2 separate regions of the Mus musculus genome follow, and region 1 is linked to region 2. Evidence: chromatin loops called from intact Hi-C (ENCODE). Cell type or tissue: heart. All regions are shown on one strand.

What was found. Hi-C counts contacts between places; a loop is a spot of excess contacts. Peaks named below come from ENCODE experiments on the same cell type or tissue, not always from the same donor. Only the 100,000 strongest peaks of a DNase experiment are listed, where the experiment ranks them.
Region 1: it touches region 2 in a loop (2.0-fold over the local background); 7 of 42 quality-filtered maps call a loop at or near these places.

The regions. Positions count from the first base shown.
Region 1 is chr2:116,917,534-116,925,533 of GRCm38, reverse strand. No RefSeq gene overlaps it. Among named protein-coding and RNA genes, the nearest start is that of Gm46758, 4.8 kb to the right of the region's middle. In heart, no CTCF peak of the experiment used is centred here; no DNase peak of the experiment used is centred here.
Region 2 is chr2:117,015,690-117,023,689 of GRCm38, reverse strand. No RefSeq gene overlaps it. Among named protein-coding and RNA genes, the nearest start is that of Gm39912, 41 kb to the left of the region's middle. In heart, no CTCF peak of the experiment used is centred here; DNase peaks (open chromatin) are centred at 4,339, 5,169 and 5,549; H3K27ac peaks cover 392 bases.

The DNA of each region.
Region 1 (8,000 bases), 98 kb after region 2:
GGTCGGATGGTAACTTTCGGGAGTTGGTTCTCTCCCTCCACTGTGTGATCTGGCTTACACTCCAGTGCCGAGTTAGCTCTGCAAGCACATTTGCCTCCTGGACCACGTCACTGAGCTTGGTTTCACCTCTAAAGAATCACTCATGCTTAAGTATTGCTGGACTGTCTTGGGCCTGCTAGCTGTCAAATAATGGCAGGGAGACATTTATTTATAAAAGCTTAGGCACTGTAGCTGGGCAGACTCTCAGATAGTTCATATAAATTAACCTGACTGTTTCTGGTCTAGGTCCAGCCATGTGGCCTGGTACCTCTCTCCCACTCTGACCTCCTCTGTGTCACCTGGTAAATTTTCCTGCCTAACTCTTCTCCCGGAGTATCTATCTCTGCCACCTTCCCTTCCTGCTTCGGCTATTGGCCATCAGATGTTAATTAGGCCAATCAAAGGTGAGAGAGGAGGAGTGTTTACAGAATACTGAGGTAGGTAATGATTCATAAGAATAATAATACCAAAGTCAGAATGGTACTCGGTGCTCTGAGGGTACAAAATTAACAACTAGCAGCCTTCACACAGTGCACAACACTGTTTCCCCAATGCTTAAGAAATGGGGTGAAGAGGGATTTCTCACCTTCCCTCTACAAAAAAGCTCTACAAAAAATTTTTTGTAGAGCTACTAAAACCTTTGCATTACAACACAGTTAGCCAAAAACATTCCTCAGGATTATACCAAAAAAAAAAAAGAAGCCAGGGGCCTCTGAGAGACATGGCACATGGCCAATCAGACTTCGGTTCTTTCTCTGCTTCACCAGAGGCTGCACCACCCCCTCATGTTGGAAATGTTTTCATCTTTTTGCAGGTAGATGCTCTTCAGTTTCTTGGGAAACTACTTCCCCTCCTCCCTTCCCTTTCTTTTTGGTCTGAAGATCTTATCTTTTCCTGATGCCTTTTAGGGGAGTCTCTTTTCTACTTTTCATGCCAGAAGGGTTTCACACCAGAAGGGTAATGTGTTGGCAGTGTAAGGTGGTTATGCGAGGCACACATCACACTGTGGTGTGTGGTGTGACTACCCAATCACCACGCCTATGAGCTGAATAGGCATCTTCTTCTCTACGTTTGTGGGAACAGGTATAAGAGGCTGTTGCAGGCAACGATGCTGCTGTCTCGAGCTCCGCACTCACTGCCTCTTTGTCTTCGTTGGAGCTGGCTTTCCACTTGAGCATCTTGGTAGCACAGGACATGGGGTGGATGCTGAAGCACAGCTGTGCCTTGAAGAACTTGAGATATTGGGCTACCAGCGCTCGAGCCTATAACTTGCTTCTAATGAGTCGTATATCAAATGTAAATGAAATGTCACCTTGGTAATTCCTTGGTAATTGGGACATTTCCTAAGATTACACTTTAGCACACCAGATCCTCTCCTTTTATGATATGTGCAGTTATATTAGGGAAACTCACTTGTCGTATGGCCATTCCACCTCAAAGGCACCCAGTTACCACTGATCTTGGAGTCTGAGTATGATAAAGCCTGGTTACCATCGGAAGAGAGAGCCCCATGTGCTGAAGAGCTGCAGGCAGCTGATCTGAGGATAGCTATAGTCAAACAACTGTAAGAAAATGAATTCTGTCAACAGTGGGAGTGAAGTTGGAAAGTAGATCTTCCCTAGTGGATCCTTTGATGAGAGGACAGACCAGATGATGCCTTGGCTGTGAGCCCCGAAGAAGTCTCCACTAAGCCTGCCCATGAAAACAGACATAATGAGTATAGGGTGATTTGTGAGCCTCAGTTTGTGGCAATCTGTTATGTAGTATTAGAGCACTAATCCAGAAATCTGGGATTTGGGACCATTATGTAATGTGGCCAGCGCTCTCCAGTTCCCTTGTTCAGGCAGATATCCTGTTTATCAATATGATTTCTACAAAGATAGACTGCACTGCAGTTCAGGTATGGAATTGTTAGCTGTTGAGTACTCTATGTCTCCAGGGCATAATTTTTAGAATGGAAAAAGAAGAGGCAGAGTTCCACTCTGCTTGCTTAATGCTTCTCTAGACACCCTGTTCCAGGAAGCATCCCTAAGTAATCAGAATAAAAATACGGCAACAATGTAACAAGTGCGTCTGTGTCCTGGGGACTGGAGGAGTGAGAGGAAGTGCCAGAAGTTGAAGCGGTACTCAGACAGAGCTTGTGAAATAGTTACAATTTGTCTGACCCACCTTGTAGACAAAAGCTTACACTAGATGTTTCCCCTGATGTTTCTTTAGCCAGGTAACAACCTCGCAGTTCCAGCCTGCTGAATACCACTTCTATTTTGGGAATGTGCCCAGGATCATTCTGTCTTTCTTAGTCATCCCTTTCTATATTTAATGGCCCTTACACTCAGACTTTTGAATTTAGAGCTTTCTTATATCTCTTATTGTTCTGTGAAGACTTGTCCTGTCTCCTATCTGCCACTGAGCAGATGGGGCCACCTGGTGAACTGTATCTCTCCACAGCCTTTGGCATGCCTGTCTGTCTAGTTCCCCCTCATTCTTGACTGACTTCCGTGGGGAGGAAGAGCTGGACATTACCCCCCCACACACACACACACGGAGTCCTCTTTGCTTCCTCTGAGGTCTGACTTTAATTTTAAATGCTGTGCCCATGAGTCAGTGGGCAGTCACTAAGATGAAGAATCGTGTGTCAACTAACCCACCAGGCTTATCTTGGAAGACCTGCAAGTTTCCTCTTTAGGGGAAGAAACCAATTTGAAACCAATTTGGGAAATGGGTGTCTAGTATCCTGTACTGGAAGATTGAGACACCATTGACATTTCTATCACCCATGGCTCACATGAGTAATGTCATCAAAAAACGAAACTCTGGTTTTCTGAGGCTGGAGTCAGCTGTGTTTCTTCCTACATTCACACCAGAAGCATAGCCGAGGAATAAAGAGCAGATAAAGTAGATGTATAGGGAGGCTATTGTTTTAGGTTTGCACGCCATACAATGATCGCTTGGACTTTGTCAGGGGCAGGGAAAGTCTTCCCACAAATTGGGTTTCACAGATTCTCTTTGCATCTATTTTGCATATTATTTAAAAGAAACCTAGTACTCAGAACAAACAGAACCGCAGGGAGATTTACAGATTAAAAAGGGCCCCTGTTTTCTGTTGTTAATTGTTATATAATGGTTAGCGAGGGATTTCTTCCTCTGGGAAGCTGGAACATGGTGTTGTAAAGATGTCCTGCTTGTTCACTGCGTTGCTTGGTCTCTGCTTTATTAGTAGATACCCTTGATTTCTCACACGCTGCTCTGTAGCTATGCATCTTGGCTATTGGCAGGAATTTTCTGAGTGGCAGTTGTTTGCCTGGTGGCTGGGCTTTGCAATGTCCTGGTCCTTGGTCTTGAGTTGAGACTATCCCTTGGTTAGCTCTTCTTTCTGCATTTGTAATGTCAATACTTTCTACATTTTTTTTTTTGTATCTGTTAGTTTTTTCATCACTCTGACCATCTGCCTGACAAGAAACAACTTAAGGGAGGAAGGGTTTATTCTGGCTTGTGGTTTTCGGGGCTACAATCTCTCATGGCAGGAGAGGCATAGTAGTGTGGAGACATGTGGTAGCAGGCACAGTGAAAACTTACACTTCCAGAGACCAGGATGTAAAGAAGGGGAGTGTCAACACTCTGCTTTCTGCTCCTCTTTTCATTCAGTTATGGATCCAGGCGACGCAACAGGGCTGCCCACACTCAGGGAAACACTTCCCACCATCAGTAAATCCTTTCTGCAAATACACTAACACACACACCCACAAACACCCTCACCCTCACACCCACAAACACCCTCACCCCACGCCCACAAACACCCTCACCTCACACGCACAAACACCCTTCACACCTGCAAACCTTACACTCACACCACAAGCCTTACCCTCACACCCACAAATACCCTTCACACCTACAAACCTTACACTTACACCCACAGACACATTTGCTTCATACCCACAAACACACTCACCCTCATACCCATAAATTCCCTTCATACCTACAAACCTTACACTAACACCCACAAGTGAGCATAGGGTACTTAATGCTCCACTTGTTTTCTTTTAAAGGTGTGTGCGTGTACTCGTGTGCATGTGTGTGTAATGTCTGCCATGTGTTTTCTAGTACCATTAGAGGCCAGAAGAGGGCGTCAGATACCCTGGAACTGTAGTTATAGCTGCTATGCAGGTACTAGGAACCAAACTTGTCCCCTGTGAGAGTAGAAAGCAGTCCTACCTAACCTCCCTACATACTGTCTTAACACTAATAAAAAACTGACTATCACACACACAGAAACTTAGCTAGCTGTTTTACATTAACCGATATGAATTATGGGATGTTCTGTGGAACAAAGTTTTAAATAAATACTGTAAAAATGCATATACTGTTAAAGGGATAAAATGAGACTGAATTGATACCGAACATTCTGCTGGTTTCTTTCCTCCTAAATATAGCTTGTACCAGACAATTTTCATAGCATTAGGCCTGCCTATTCCAGTTCATTCTGTGCTATTACTTGTTGTTCATGTGCTAAATACCACATTAACACCTCTGGTATTTTCACAAGGAACTCCAGTGACTTAGCTCATTTTCAACCCAATTCACCTCAAAAGGATGCATGGGTATTAGACTCTTTCAGTTGTGTTGGCCTTTGGAATTCTCCTTGCTAGTGTCTTGGTTCGAGTGCTTCTTAAATGAGACAGATGTAAGGGAGCATGTGTGCCAGTTGTTCTGGTTTGACTCAGCATTTTTCATTCTTGCATTTATCTGACAACCCTGTCACTTTGTTTTGTGCTCACCACTGGCTGGTTACCAAGAATACAAAGATGAATAAAACATTAGTCCTGGCCAGGAAGAACTCCCAAAGATGGAAAGAGTCATCTAAGTACATAATTATACCATGATACGAGCGCTCCATTGGGAATAGCACTGAATCATCTTGGAGGAGTCAGAGAAGGTGGCATTTTGGTTAGATCAGGATTTATTGACGTGTAGGAGTGAGAGGATGACGTCACAGAGGTGATTTGTAAGTTGATAAATAGCACCTAGGTGTGTAAGCATATGTCGAGTTTGGAGAATGGTGAGAAGTTAGGTATGGCTGGAGGAATGTGTGTGTGTGTGTGTATGTTTGTTTACATGTGCATGTGTGTATGAGACAGATTTGGGGTAAGGGAAGTTTGGAAAGGGAGGGAAGGGTGCTGTAAGTTAAGTATGGAGTTTTGACTTGACATTGTAGTAACAGGGGTAGGTAATGAATGGTACATGGATGAGACTGTAGATGGGAAAGATGGATCAAAGGGATGCTGTGTATGAGTCAGCTAATGCTGCCTTCAGGAGGCATCATCATGTGGTCTTTCGATAATATTGACCGGGAATAAGCTCCTTCAATTGGACTGACAACTGATTATGCCAAGTCAAAGGGAGGGGAATGCAGAGGAAGGGCTTCAGCTGAGAAACATTGTAGAGGTCACTTTGTGAAGTTTTGTGACTGATGGCCTAGGGGACAGAAGTGAGAGTGGCTGCAGCCTCCTCTCCTTGGGAGACAGACTCATTAGTGAGATTACTAACAAATACAGACAATAGGATCACTGCGGAATTTTTAGCTAGGAAAGATAAGGAGAAGCCTAGAGCATCTGACATCTCTGTCCCGTCTTCTTGTTCTCCTTCTCTGTTTCTTGCCATGGCTGGAGCGGATTGCACATTTATAGGACACTTTGTGTTCACTTCGTACCGACCCTTACTGTCCTGCTCTTTACCTTCTGCCTTTGGGTATGCTGGGTTCAAGAATTAACACTATCAGTGCAACCATCAGTCAATGGAGGAAGGATGAAGGCTTGATGCTCCTGTTTCCACACTCTGGGTGGTCCAAGGTATTCTCATCCCTTCAGGTGTTCTGGCAGAAACAGGGACCCCACAGCACCTCTTTATTGGCATTCTGTTCTTCCTTTTTGTCTGTCTCTTTCTCATCTGGTACTGTGTTTCCCTGAGATAATCTCTCAAGCAAACTAACTATGTTACTTCACGTTTCTGTCTGTACTTTTTAGGAACACCAAGCTAAGGCAGGTCAGGATACGAAGACTAGTTTGATTTGGGTTGCGGGGAGTCTGTGGTTTCCATGTTCTCTGCTTACATTTTTAAAAGCTTGGTTAAAGAGTGTCAGTGGAAGTCCTTTTCCTTATATCTAAATATTTGAAAGTCATTAGTCAAGTTACTACATAGTTAAATAAAATGCTGTAGTCTCCCATGTATCTGCATATATTTGAATGTATATTCTTGGCTTCCCTTGAGTTTCATGCCAGAATTACATGAAAACACTCAGGCCACCCCCCCCCCACCTCTATTCCCAATATCTGCTTTGGATAGAAGCCTATAGGAAGAATCTACCGTCCAACACAGAGCTACTTTCATACCTTGGGGTATATGCAAAGTGGCTCAGCTTTCCCCCAGAGGAATCACCTAGAAAGGAAAACTGTGAAGGCTCCAGGTGGTACCTGGGTACAGCTATAGGTGAGGCTTGGGCAGACCCTTTAGAACATAGACACCAGGGGCCCTTTGGCAGCTCTTAAAGTTATGAATCCATAGGATATCCTGACAGTTCTCTGGTACATAACATGGACATTAGTCTTAGGAAGTTAGAACTTGGAAGTCGTGCCATATGGATTGTCAGGGAACAGCAGGAATAAGTGGATTCAGCTAGGAAAGTGAGGGGGATTGAGTAGAGGTCTAAGAAAAGCGCCCTGGGGGTGTCTAGGGGGGCAGAGCTGGGAAAGAGGCTTTGGAAGTGACTCAGTGTTTCATCTTGACATTTAGCAGCAGTTTTATCCTTCTAAACTAAAAAAGGGAAACAAACAGATTCCTAAAGCATCGTGGTAGAGTGGTCCTGTTCTTCCTTGGAACTGGCTCAGGAGACCCTTCCTATATTCCCAGTCACACCAGGCTCACTAAACTGCTCAAGACTTTGAGAGTAAGTACTTAATTTTGAGACTGTTGTGTTCCATGTCCTTATTAAACAGTCTTATCTAGAGCTGAGATCTGAATGTGTCCCTGACTCCGTGTGTTGAAACTTAATTACTATGTGATGGTATTAGGAAGTGGGGATTTGGAGATTAGGTCGTGAGGATGGAGTTCTAATGAGTGGGATTAGTGATCTCATAAATGGGCTGGAGTGACCTAGCTGGGTTCCCTCTGACCTTCTCCTCCTTCTGCTGTGTGAAGAGCCAATATTTGTCCCTCTGGCAAACAGAGCAATAGTCATCTTGGAGGCAGAGACAAGAGTTCCAACCAGACACTGAACCTGAAGGTATCTTAATCTTTTCATATCCAGAGTGGTGAGAAATAAGTTCTGATAAGTGACCCAGTATCAAGGGCAGAGACACTGGAGGGGACTCAACACCTTTTGAAGCATGGCCATGAAATAAAGAAAAAAGTTTGAGAAATTTTGGGAATCTTTTTTCATACTACAAACTCTATCTACCTGTCTATCATCTCTCTCTCTCTTCCTCTTATCTATCTATCCATCTATCTGTCTATTATCTATCTATATATTTATCAATCATCTATCTATCAATTATCTATCTATCCATCTATCTACTTTTAGGCACTGTGACAAATACCCAAGTGAAAACACTTATCCTGGCTCACGGCTTCTGAAGTTTCAGGTCACACCAATAGCTGTCTCCATCATTTGTAGGCCTGTGGTGAGGCAGCTCACCAGGGGTGGACAGGTGTATTGGAGAGACACCGTTATCCTCTTGGACCGAGGGTAGAAGAAGACAGGAAGGAAGCTGAGCAAGAACTACCCTTCAAAGACACTCCAGTTACTTTTCCCAACTAAGCCCTGTGTTCTAAGTGTCCATTCAAATGTACATCCACCAATAACTCGGTCCACTCAAAAAATTAGAGCCTTTATAGCCCAATCACTTCAATAGTGTCTCCAGATGGAGACTAAGCCTTCGACATAAGCCTTTTTTTGGTGGACATTCATA
Region 2 (8,000 bases):
GGAGTGAAAATAAGCCACCACAAAGAATGAATGGGTGAGTCATTAATGAACCACAGCTCCTATGAATTGTATAGACAGGGGAGTTCAGGGGGAGTGGGCAGAGATGGTTAGTGGCCATGTGTTTCTTTTTAGCCTTAAGAGAACAAGGCAGTTCTTAAGATAGTGTCTTTAAGAAAAATATCCTGAGTAAGGAGAATTGTGAAGGTATGAATGAAGAATGCCCCACCCACACTCCCACACACACTCATGTATTTGATCACTTGCTCTCCAATTTTAGGGAGGTTATGGAACCTTTAGAAGAGTCATTCTTTCTGGAGAAAGTAAATCACTAGGGACAAGCTTTGAGGGCTTATAGCCATACCTCCTGCTTATTCTTTCTGTTTCCTGTATGCAGTTAAAATGTGATCAGCGGCCTCTTGCTCAGCCACTTGCTGCCACGCCATCCTTGTGACTATAGATGCCCTTCTTGAACCATAAGCCCAAACAAACTCTTCCTTCTGTAAGTTGCTTTTGGTCATGGTGTTTACCAACAACAATTAACTTAATTATAAAACTGGGAAGATATTTTATTATTGGATATCATTATGAATTCATCAATTTCTATTCTTTATCTCAGTGTTATACAAGAAGACTCTGTTTCCCAGCTTTCTCAATGTTGAGTTAGCCATGTGTTTGATTCTGTAAATAAGATGGGAGCACAGGTCAGGCTGCATTCTCAAAAGGTGACTGTTGCCATGAATCTCTACTCTCTAGTCACATACAAAGAGTTTGAAAGCACAAATCCTTAGATGGGTGAGTGTGTTCATCATACCAAACCGGTCTATTTTGAATAAGAACTAAGCATTTGCAGTGCTAAGTTATAGGGTAGAAATGGATTAACACATAATGAAACCCAAAAATAAAGTATCATCACAATTTTATGATATCATCATTCTGAGTCTGCTTAGGATTTTTTTTTTTAAATTAAGTGAGCTAAAATATCTGGGCCAACTAGGTGGCTCAGCAGGTAAAGGTACTTGCTGCCAAGATATCTGATAACCTGGGTTTGATCCCTGGAACTCCTATGGTGGAAGGAGAGAACCAAGTCCCTTAAGTTGTTCTGTGACCTCCCTAGGCCATAGCACTTGTGCAGGAGCACACACTCAAATAATAAGTAAATTAAAATTATTTAAATCTTTTAATTTTATAATAGTTTTGATAACAGCTGTATTTTTCTAAAATACCTTGTATATATTTATTAAACATTTTATTTGCACTATAAATCATCCTTAACACCAATGGTAAGTCTATACTTTAGAAATGAATTAATCTAATCCATTTATTTATTTATTTATTTATTGCTTTTGTTTTTGACAACAGGATCGTTTAATAGTACAGGCTATCTTCAACTTGCTATTCTCCTGCTTCAGCCTTTTGAACACCAGGAAAGCAGAACAATAACTTGAGTCCCCTAGAGTCACAGAGGAAGCAGATATCAAAAGCTAGAAGAACTAGAGTCTGGATTTTCTTGCCACTATACCTCGTTTTCAGTTGGCTAAATTTGTGGGGAAAGGATGTGGGCAACAGAAAAACAAACTGAGTCACTGCAACTCAGGGGATTAAAAAGAACACAGGCACAATGTACAAATATGTTGGAGGAAAAAGAAACCAGTAGGAAGTTTTGAAGGCTGCAAGGCAGATGAGGTCTCTTGGAAAACATGACTCCCACACAAATCAGCAGCTTCAGGGGCACGGCTGTCTCGGCCTGTTTTCTGAATTACTCAGCCATACTAATGAGCAGCTCTAGGCCCTTGAGAACGACTGTAAAAATGGAACTCATCCATCTGGAGGGTAGAGTGTGCATATGTTACAGAAATCAATAGTACAGTGGTTCTCGACCTTCCTGATGCTGCGACCCTTTAATAAAGTTCCATCTGCTGTGGAACTTTTTTCTACTTCCAAGCCAATATCATTTTTAAATTTTTTCTTTCATATCATAAAATTATGTTGTTGCTACTTCATAGCTGTACTTTTTCTACTGCTATGAACTATAATAAAGCTATCTGTTATGCAGGATATCTGATATGCAGCCTTAAAGGGGTAACGACCCACTGTAGTAGTAGACTGTTTTTTTTTTTTCATGTCATTAAGAAAATGAGCAAAACCTTGTTCTTGGGCTGGAAGATGGTATGGTGATCATAGCACTTGTGACACAAGCATGAGAATCAGAATTCAGATCCTGTTGATCCTTCTAGGAGGAGGGGAGGAGGGATCATGAGGCTCAGGAGACAAACTAACTTTACATGTAAAACTTGCAAGATTTTGGAGGGCCCTTCTCTAGTGTTATAGAAGCAGTGAGTGACTGATACGGGAGGAGGTCCTGATGGGCAGAGCTGTAGTGAGGAGATTCTCTGACCTGGCCAGCCATCTGCCAGTTGTACAAAGAGTTCCAGGTATGCAACCTTTACAAGCCATCATCCATTTGGGGGGTGGATTTTTTGGTGATGCAGCTGTCTTTGGGTTGTTCCTGCTCCTATATCTTCTCAACCATTCCCTCATCCATAATTCTGTAAGTAATTCCTAGCACTAGTTCAAGAAGTTAGAGTTAGTTCTTTAGCCTGTCATGGGTTTCCTTTCTGGAGTGAATAGAAATGTGTGTATCATTATGTCTTCTCCCGAAAAGTCTTGCATACAGCAGATCCCCAGAACCCACATCCACGTTGGGCGAGCATGGTGATCTGCTTGTCATTCCAGTGTTTGAAAGGCTGAATCAGGGGATCCCTGGAGCATGTTGGCTAGTTTGGCTAGCATCATATAGACAAGCTCTAAGTTCAGTTGAGGCCCTATCTTAACGAGTAAGATGGAAAAGGATAGAAGTCTTATGATGTCAATCTGAGGCTTACATATGCATATGTGTACATGTACACATGCACCTGCACATATATGTGCACCCATGCACATGCAAACATGCATGCATACATTTATATGAGGAAAAAAACTTATTCTGTAATCCAGAATAGAAAAGGGATGAATAACTAAACAACAATAAAAAGATTAAGGAAGTTATGTCTAAATGTAAGAAGAATAATGATTAATGAAACTATATATTATATACATTTATATATATATCATTCTATCTATCTATCTATCTATCTATCTATCTATCTATCTATCTATCTATTTAACTGAAGAGAAGATATGCCTGTATGCCACAGTGTGCATGTGGAGGTCAGAACACAAGTTTCAGGCATGGTTTTTCTTTCTACCATGTGAGGATTGGGGGGAGGTGGGGAATCAAATCAAGGTACTTAGTGTTGTCCACAAGCTCCTATACACACTGATACCTCGTCAGCACTGAACATATCATCTTCGATTCGGGTCCTGTGTTACAAGCTTTTGAATGAATTTAGATTGCCTTTCCACGGCAGCAAGAGAGGGCATGAAGTGAACTTTCCAAGACACCAGGATTTTGAGAATGCTTTACTCTGGCTTATCCTCATAGTCAGCTGTTAGTTCAAGGTTGAAAGCTTTTTCTCTTCAATATTTACAGCATGACCTCAGACAGATTTTCCAGTTTTCCAGATACAAGCTAGGAAGTGTCTCATATGAAAACAATTTCCATTTGAAAAGAAAGAGGAGCAGAAGGAGAAAAGGCAGAAAAGAAAACAAAATCGTTTTCTTCTCCCAACCACCTGGAGTCCATTGATCCCACTCCTCAGCCTTCTTCAATGTGGTTCTTTCTAAATAGTCCATAGGCGGGAACACAGCAAAGGCAAGGACCGGACAGCTGTAGAGATTGTTGCATATGTTTGCAGAAGTACTTAAGGGTTTGCATTTTGCCATTGGGGGAGGGTGGGAGGTGGAGGGGTCTGGGGAGGGGAGGGTGAAGTAACCCCAAACATTTTTTTCAGCTGCCTAATGATGAGCATATATTAAAGGAGGCCTGGAGAGTGCAGCTGAGAATGGCCTAGTTACACTCTTAATCAAGCAACTGCAGTACTGGAATTACTGTAACCTTGGGCAGGTTGCTTAACTTTTCTGTACTTCCTTTAACATGGGCATGAGTGAGGGTCCAGGGGGAGGGGGCTAAACCTGTAGCTTCATAACATACATTTTGAGGAGGGCAGAGGCAAAAGTCAGGGCAGGAGAATTCATTACCAAATTCTCAGTTTTTTGGTTTTTGTTTTATACAGAATGGAGCAAACCTGGAATCGGAGCCAGGCAATTGAAAAAAAAAAAAAGATTCCAGATCTGCATGGTAACAATTTAGACTAACTTCCACTCCTGCTAAAAGCTGAGCTGCAGAGGAAGTTCTTCCCTTGGCCAGCTGCCGTCTTGCCTCCCCCACCCAGCAGACCTTCAGGCCGCTCCCTCCCCACATCTGTTTCCAAGCCTTGGAGCATAGGGTCACAGCATGTCGCAATAAGCCGTGTTAGCAGGCAGCATGAATCAGTAGTAAACCTTTGATTTTAATTCCTTGCTTCTTCAAGAGAGGAAGTGTGGTCTAGTGGTTAACCCACTAAAAAAAGCAGCTAAAAGGCAAAATTCTTGGTCCCCAGCATGGCTCTTCTATTCTTGTTGGGGTACCCAGCCATCAAAGATCCCTTTTGTCCCCCAGGGTTGCTTTATGATGTTAATCCCCGAACTGGCCTCACCAGAAGACTCACTTGGGAAACTGATTTTTTTTTTTAAGTCTCCATCCAAGACCTTCCAAGGAAAGGCCTAGAGTGCTCTAGTTTTAACAAGTACTAGGCATGCTTCTTTAGAATCAGTTTTGGCTCAGCTGATCCATCACACAAACTGGAAGGGTGTTTTCCAGAACAATAGGAAGAAGGCTGAGCAGAAAACAGCAAATCTACCTCGGATTTGCTTTGACCAGCTCAGGTGCAAACCACACTGGAAGAGAGGGAAAGGAGATAGGAATTCTGGTCGGCCCTCCCAGCTGAGCGCGCCTGGGTAGGTCAGAGGAACTGTTCTGGCTGCATTTTTCTCATTTTAAAAATAAAAGTGACTAGATCATCTCTTTCGGTTCTGTGAGTCAATGAATTATTTCTGTGAGTTCACAGAAATGCCAGGATGGACTCTGAACATCTCGTTTCCTGAAAATGACAGGGGTGCAGTCCCGGAGGTGTGGGCTGGCCTGTTTAGAGTTGTGGGAAGCCAGCGGAGACAGGCGGTAGCTAGGAGGTTTGGGGCCAGGGCTGCAGGGAGCGGGAGCGGTCTCCTCACCCTCCTCTCTGGAGGCTCTGCAGCTGGCCTGCTTATGCAAAGGCCTTGGCTCCTCTTTTCTTCTTAAAAGCTTTTCTGACTTGTACATTCCCCTGAGGAGCAGATTCATTGTTTTGCAGAGAATTTGTACTGTGTTTTCATGAAAGGAAGAAAGGAGTTGGAATGGAAGGGCTTGGGAGGATTAGCGAGTGGGCTAGGTTGCCAAAGAAATGAGTCTCTCCATGTGTGATAAATATGCACCCGCCATATTGCTGGCCTCAGATGTACCCAGCAAAATCCTTTGCCCCACTTCCACAAGCCCTAGACCGGTGCTCTTATTCATGGTCTGGACACCAGCTTTCTCATCTGTATTTGGAGCGTGTGGGACTCCTTCCATCCCAGAACAAGTGGGGGTGAGTTAGGAGAAGCAGGGATGAGTCATGGTTGTAGGGAAAGGATGTCTCAGGAAGCCGACACTGAGCAGGCTTCCTAGAAACATCCTGACAGGTCCCATAAAGCCCACGTTTGGTTCTAATTATAACATGCCCACATTTGAGCAGTTTTGCAGTTTTCCCATGGAAACTAACAAAGGCTTCTGAGGAAGAGGAGTTGACTCAGATGTGCGCTCTGTGTATAGGAGTGGGAGCCAGATGAACTTATTTTAAATGAGTGGTTGTCCCTGCACTTTTCCAAAGGAGGAGATAGATACCATACTGGCGTGTCTTTACCTCTTGACATATCTGTGAACGGGGTTAACCACATCATATGAAGGGTTAAAACCAGTTCCGAATCATTAAAAAGATAGTTTTTAAAGTCCAAGATGAAGAAGTGGAACAAATTCTGAGAACGTAGAATTCAGTTTTCCCCTCAAGTGGCGTCAAAAGGCAAGCTAAAAGAACAAAACGAAATATCAGAAATTGGCTTTAGAAGCAGTTTTGAAAAAGAGCCCTGTGAGCCCTGTGGGCATATCTGTGTGGCCCACCCCTTGTGGTACAGCCCCAATATGGCGGCTCTGCTTGCAGAAGACCCTAAAGCTCCCACGCATTGCTGAAAAAAAAAATCACACTGTAGTCAAGGGTGGTTCTAGTAGGCTGTGTTATTTTATTTTGTAATTGAAAATGTTGGAAGATTGGTATTGTCTAAGTGATGAAAGGTGGGGAAAATGAATTGAAAATAAAATTTTCATTATTTTACTCGATGATGAACCAGCACAGAATTAAAAGTTATCCTTAGTAACTGTTCCAGAACTAGCAGTCAGTCAGAACCTGGAAGGGTGGAGGGGTTATTATTTGTTCAGTGTGAAATACTGGAATAACTAGAGCCATCAGTGAGGGAAGAGGGACTCCCCAGACTTCCCTGGGGATGGAGCTGATAATAGCGTGTGACTTGGAGCCACTTGAGATTGTGTGTGTGTGTGTGTGTTTTCTTTTTAATTCTTTGTAAAAAAAAAAAAATCAGCATATGTGGCACTTAGCAAAGAAATGCTGGCTATCTATTTTACAAGATTATCATGTGATCCCAGGTTCTGGAAATCTTAGCAGCTAATGAAGTTTGGCTGGTGTGATGTTTAAGCCCCACCACAGGAAGTGGGGCTAGTCAGAAAACATGCTGGCTGTATTTTGAAAATTTCCAGAAGAATAAGAGATTATCTTGCTGTATAAATTGGATGACCTCATGTTTAGTAACATCTTAGGAAACGATTAAAGCAAATGATGAATCCTTTCCTCAGACATAATTTCTTCAGATTCACCCTTGTTCTGTTGTATGATAAGTTCAAAAAGTTTATCTAGATGATAAAGTTATATTAACCTATAATTTTCCATTTTAAGCTTATGTACTTATTTATTTTATAATAAAATGTCATTTACTAAAAGTTAGGACTTGGGTCTGGGGGATGGCTAGCTGTATAAAGTCTTTGCTGCATAACCATATGCACTGGAGTTCAAATCCCCAGGAAGTGTAGAGAAAGTGGGTAGGTTTGGTGGTTAGCCTGTAGTCCCAGCACTGGATGGCAAAAACAAGGGATGCCCTGGAGAAGCTGGCTCATCAATGAACTCTGGGTTCAACTGAGAGCTCTGCCTCCATGAAAAGGATGGAGAGTGATCTGGAAGGATGCATGACATCACCTCTGCGCCTCTACATGCATATGTATGCAAGTGTGCCCACATGTATGTGAGCACACACATACATTTGGGTAAACACACATAAAAATATAAATAAATGGGTAGACAGATTGATAGGGGAAAAAGAACCAGGGCTAAATAAAACAAGCAGTAATCTCTTAAGGAAGGACCCCAAACATTGTTTGACAATTTCTGTTCAAGAACTGGCCATGGTAGTCTATAATCTGTAATCTACTACATGCTTGAAAGGCGTAGGAGGAGAACTAGAAGTTCCTGGAAAAGATGGCAATACTGAGGGACGAGGAGGGAGGATGGATAAAGAATTCTAAGGAGAACTGAAAATTTACAGGGAAGTATTATTTTATGCTTGTTTTAGAACACTATATAATAAGTGTGAGTGTGTGTGTGTGTGTGTGTGTGTGTGTGTGAGTGTGTACTATTTGGAGTGATAATGATCCCCAGAAAGCCAAAGGCTGAGTGTCAAGAATGGAGAATCTCCCTTCTAGCTGTTTGTCAGGGTTAGTCTATAAGACTCACAAAATGGTATCAGCTATTGCTGTTGCATTTGGTTGCCTCCCAGAACCTGAACGTCAGACCCTATTGCTGAAGATCCATACACTTTAGACACTGGGCTTGGAAAAGTTGATGTGAAACACCATGAAAGCTTCTTTGCTGAATACATGCATTCGT